2 separate regions of the Mus musculus genome follow, and region 1 is linked to region 2. Evidence: chromatin contacts called from ENCODE Hi-C data. All regions are on one chromosome and are shown on one strand. The core of a region is the stretch at or near the end of the contact, and the rest is flanking DNA. Distances in the headings are between cores, read along the strand shown. Region 1 holds the start of Mmd2 (monocyte to macrophage differentiation-associated 2). Region 2 has its middle 6.3 kb from the start of Gm31068.

Evidence for each region. Hi-C counts contacts between places; a loop is a spot of excess contacts on that map.
Region 1: a map of heart shows a loop between it and region 2 (2.6-fold over the local background). The contact joins the promoter of Mmd2 here to the enhancer-like site in region 2. A Hi-C loop is called at or near these places in 1 of 37 maps with a recorded cell type or tissue (heart).

What each region holds. Positions count from the first base shown.
Region 1 is chr5:142,607,365-142,610,064 of GRCm38, reverse strand. It overlaps Mmd2 (monocyte to macrophage differentiation-associated 2), which reads left to right and starts at 1,313. Exons shown (of 7, transcript NM_175217.6): 1 at 1,313-1,507. The coding sequence starts at 1,458.
Region 2 is chr5:142,370,580-142,373,279 of GRCm38, reverse strand. No RefSeq gene overlaps it. Among named protein-coding and RNA genes, the nearest start is that of Gm31068, 6.3 kb to the right of the region's middle. Within about 2 kb of position 1,364, at least 1 of the 3 ENCODE cell types and tissues checked has a DNase peak (open chromatin) inside an H3K27ac peak, as active enhancers do; it is heart, where a contact is called at or near this core.

The sequences.
Region 1 (2,700 bases), core at 64-2,563, 240 kb before region 2:
GAAACCCTATCTCTAAAAACAAAACCGCCACCACCAACAACAAAAAGAATCTAGGAGACAGGAACTCTGGCATTAAGTTCACAATATTTCTTTTATTCAAGGCCAGCCCCCAGCCCAGGATCAAGGTCCAGCTCACATTTAGGGGTGGCCTTCCTTCCCTTACCCAACCAATAAGATCCCTCACAGACATGCCCAGAGGTTGTATCTTTGGTGATTCTAGATCCTGCCAAGTGGAAAGTCAACAATAGTAGCTGTCATGAACACCAAAGACCATCTTGCCCCTGCAGCTCCCTCAAGGGGTGTTCAAAATGTTCAGAGACAGATTGGGTTCCCACGTCCTCCAAAGATGTCACGCCCCCCCCTAAAGCAGAAAGCTGAATCTGGTGGCTGGTGAGCCAGCTCAACAGGTAAAGATGCTTGTCTTCAAGCCGGAAGACCTGAGTTTTGTCCCTAAGTTGTCCATGGTGTAGGAACAAAGCTAACTCCTGCAAGTTGCCTTCTGCCCTCTACACGCATGATAAATACGTAACTGCAGGCGGCTGGAGAGCTTGCTCAGCGGTTGAGTGCTTCCTGTGCATACAGAGGATTGGAGTTCGAATCCCAACACCCGCTTCGGTTGCCTCACAACTGCCCCTAACTCCCGCTCCTGGGGATCCCAGACTTCTTATCTCCACACACTTGCACTCACATATGCACATAGCCCCACCCCCACCCTGCGCACATATACACACATAAATTAAAAATAAATGCTTTAAAATATTAAAATGCAATAAAGTAATAATAAAAAGAAAACTGGAGTTTGAAGACATGAGGATAGACTTGGGGCTGTAGATTCTGAACATGATGGAATGTCCCCATCTTGGTACTGGGATGTGGATGTGAATGGGGATTGGGGCAGGGGGCAGGGGGGAGGGGAGCAGCGGCGAAGGTGGAATGGGAGGGGGTGGAGCAAGATGGTTCCTAGAGACACAGAGTCCTGGATGGTAGGGTGGATTCAGGGCTAAGAGCCTGCAATAAGTAAACTGAGGGTGCCACCTAGTTCGGTCCCCAGGCGTCCCCTGTGGCTTTGCAGTGCTGCCCGGATGGCAAGCCGTAACAGAGGCAGTTCAGTCTAGTCCAAGCTGTCTTCTGCTGGCTAGAACAGCAATGGGGTGGAGGGGACCCGGGGAGAAGCTAGCAGGAGGGAGGGGGCCTCCCAGCCGGGCGATTGGCAGCGTGCGCCCAAGTCCCCCCCATATCCCGCCCCCGCCCCGCCCCCGCCACCATCTGCTCGGGATTTGCGATCCGGGAGACTCCAGGCTCAGGGGCTCGGGGCTCCGGAGGCAACTGATCGGGTCTGTTCAAGGCCCTGGAGCAGCCCGAGGATCTGACACCTTTCCAACCTGCTGCGCCTCCCGAAGCGGCTCCTGGTGTTCCCGCGTCCCAGCCCTGGTCTGGGCGCTGATGGAACCGCGGCGATGTTCACTCTGGCCAGGCTGCTGGATTTCCAGAAAACCAAATATGCAAGGTGAGTAGCGGGTCAGGGGGTGATAGACAGGGGCCAGGACACCAAGATCCTTCTTTCCTTTCCCCACTGTCTGGAGAACTGGGCTCGATGCACAGACCCCGTTGCCTGGGGCTAGAACAACCCAGCTTCTTCATAACGGAGTGGTAATTGTCACCCCGCTTTTGCGCTCAGCGCAGCGGATTCTCCGAGTTTCCTTTTTCCCCTGGGCGAGGTGCTTCTTCGGTCCAAAGCTCAGTTTCCACATTTGCGACCCGGTGAACTCTGAGAGTCTCCACCATTCGGAACCACGGAGGATTATATGAGATGATCCTTAGAAAGCAAATCTAAGGGTGGGGGAACTGCTCCATCCCTGTGGAGCTCTCTGGGGTCCTCCCTGAACCCAGATTTCTTTTCTTTTCTTTCTTTTATTTTATTTATTTATTTTTTGAGTCAGGTCTCACTATAGTAGTCCTGGCTGGCTTGGACCCTCCTTTGTAGACCAAGCTGTCCTTTGACCTCACAGAGCTCTGTCTAGCTCGGGAACACTGGTCCTTCTTTTCCTGTTTTCGAGACAGTCTTGCTACATACCCTAGGCTGGCCTTGATCTCACTATGTAGCCCAGGCTTGTCTTGAACTTAATTCTTCAGCCTTAGCCCCCCTGGATGCTGAAATTAGGGCTGGGACTCACAAGAGTATATTTTAGTTAACATTTTGTATACCTGATTCCCATCTGAACACGTTAGTTGTGAGTTATTTTGCATTGTGTTTTTTTAATACGAAGTTTTCATTATCTGGTGTGCATTTTGATTTGATTTGGTTGTCTTGAACGAGTATCATTATTATTACTATTATTTTTATTGCATGTGGGGTTGTGTACCCCACACATATATGGAGGTCAGACAATGTTGTGGAGTTGAATCTTTCCTTCCCACTATCTATGAATTCCAGAGATTGAACCCTGGTCTCCAGGCTTTTGTGGCAAACTCCGTGACTTGCTGAGCCATCTTGTCATGCCTTTCCTAGTCCTTTTTTTAATTTTATTTTTAAAAAATGTCTCATTCTATAGCCTAGTAGCCCAGGCTTCTCTGAAACACACTATGTGGCCCAGGTCAGCCTTACACGGACAGCAGTCCTTTGGCCTCAGCCTCCTGAAGGCTGGGATTACAAGTGTGGGCTGGTATGCCTGGCTGCTCATGGAGATGTGATTGCCTCTG
Region 2 (2,700 bases), core at 115-2,614:
CCCATCTGTTGTCATTAAAATAGCGAGACTAATACTTGTATAAGAGTACAAATACACATGGATGGATGTATATGTGTGAGATATTTTGAGTAAGGGCTCTTGTAGCTCAGGCTAGCCTTGAGACCCCTAAGTAGTTAGGAATGGCCTTGCATTCCTGCTCTTCCTGCCTCCACCTCCCAGGTGCTGGGATTTTACATGTGCACCGTTGTACCTGGCAGTCGATAGAACCGTCACACCTAATAAATGAAACAAGCAGGTAACTCAAACAGTGGTAGGGTGGCCTCCCATCAGGCCAGCACGGGAATCAGCAGAAGCCAGTGGCCATGTCTGAAGTGAGCTTGTCTGCGCTTGATTTACCTGTTTACAAATGCACAGCGAGGGCTGAGAGGTGTCTGTAAAGCTATGGTGGACAAAGAGCGCTTTCAGGCAAGCCATTGCCAGCAAGCCTGTGGGAGGCTGGGCAACCACTACCTTGCTGGCTCATGAGACTCTCCTAAAATGAGTTTCCCAGGAACTGGAGACCTTGCAGAATCCCGCTTATAAAGGAGAGAAGGGGCCTGGCCCTGGGATCAGCATCAGCTGAGACCGGTTCAGGGCAAGAGCCCAGCTCTCCTCTCTTTAGGCTTGGCCTCCTGTGGCAAAAATGAAAGGAGTAAGCTGTGCTTGGCTCCACTGATAAAAGGAAAATGGTGGTGATGGTGGGGAGAGATGGCTCAGCAGGACATTAACATATAGACGTAAATTAAAAATAAAACAAATCTAAAAGGCAGAGAAGACACTGTCCTCAGGTGCACAAACACACATGTAGACATGAACATATGCATTAAAAAGAAAACAAGTCTAAAAGGCAGAGAAGACACTGGCTGTTGGCCTCTGGTTTCCATACACATGTGTGAGTGTACACCTCTTTATTTCCCTACAAACCCTCGGAAGCCAAACCTAACATTTACCAACGACTGAACAATATAGCATTCCTTACCAGTTAACACTGAACACTGGGGAGGTGGAGACGAGCTGCGACTTAAGGCCACGTCTGAAGAAGGAAGGAATGGAATATTTGTTTTTACTTTTCTTTTTTTAAAAATCTTTCTCTAAAAATTTGTTCTCTCTTCTTCGTTTCTTTAGGAAGTGAGATTTTTGTTTCTTTTTTTGCCTATGCTCTCATTGTGTACCTAAAAAAAACCAAAAACATTCAATCGGGTCTTTTTGATTTCTAAAAAGACAAGGGAGGGGTTGTGAGGGCCCTCCCTCACCCAGGCTGCTTTCCTAGAGTTCACAGGGCTTTTGGTCACGTCCGTCTGCTCCCCCTCCTTCCGTCCTTCCGTCCAGTCAGGCTTCTCTTGTTTGTTTGTACGAGTCTAGGAGGCCCAAGGATCTATGCGGTTGGCAGAGAGAGGGGTTTGTGGGCTGAAATCTTTCTGCTTGGGTCTCCGCAAAGCTCTTCCTGCTTAGAAAAGAGGTTTTTGTGTGTCTCCCTTTTTTGGCCTCTGAGGCACGGGGGTGGGGGTGGGGGGCGGGGGTGATTAATAGAAGGCTACCTCAAGATTTCAATAGGGCCACAGCGTGAGCTCCCAGGGCCGGCAGGGCCTTTGTTCCGCAGAAATCTGCGATAAAGCCTTGGTGGCTGCCTGCTTGCAACCCGGGGTCCTCGTTCTGTCTGTGCCAGGCCAATCTCACGACCTGAGCAGCTTGGGAAGGTCGGGGCTAGAGCTGGAGCACAACAATTCTAGATTTCTTTTGTGAGACCCCACAGAGGGGAGATCGTGTGTGAGGGTGGGACTGGTCACCCTGAGAGTCCTGGGTAAAGGGGACAGGCAGCTCCTTCCCTGGGTTTCTGTGATAGAAGTGTGCCAGAAAAAAATGAAGGCCTATGAATGGGACACAAGACACAGGGCTCCCAGCACTGCTAACCTTCAGACAGGGTGTGAGGTCAGCCTAATACCACAACAGAAGCTTTCGCTTGCGCGGACCTGAGGGCTCATGGGAGGTGATGAGACTCGATGGTGTTAGACAGCAACAGCAAGGGAGACATTAGTCAGCAGGTGGGATGGGTCCCTCCTGGGTGTAAAACGTACTTCTTGGAGGTTAAATAGGGGTCATTAGAAGTTATTATGGTCCATGAAAGCAAGGATCAAATGGGATATTTAATTTTTTTTTCTTTTTTCCTCTCTCTTTTTTTTCTCTCCCTCTCCCTCTCAGTGTTGAGGACTGAACCCAGTGTTTCTGGCATGCTAGGCAGGTGCTCTACCACTGAGCCACACCCCAGTCCCTCCCTGGGAGATTCTAGGCAGGGGATCTACCACTGAGCCACACCCCAGCCCCTCACTGGGGGATTCTAGGAAGGAGCTCTACCACTGAGCCACGCCCCAGCCCCTCACTGGGGGATTCTAGGCAGGGGCTCTACCACTGAGCCACACCCCAGCCCCTCACTGGGGGAGTCTAGGCAGGGGCTCTACCACTGAGCCACACCCCAGCCCCTCAATGGGGGATTCTAGGCAGGGGCTCTACCACTGAGCCACACCCCAGCCCCTCACTGGGGGATTCCAGGTGGGTGAGCTACTAATGAGCTTCAACCCAATCCTCTTTGACTTTCCTTTTGAGACAAGGTCTTACTAAGTTACCTGGGCAGGTCTTGAGCTCCGGTCACACAGGCAGGCCTTGAAATTGCTGTCCTCCTGCATCAACCTACTGAGTACCAGC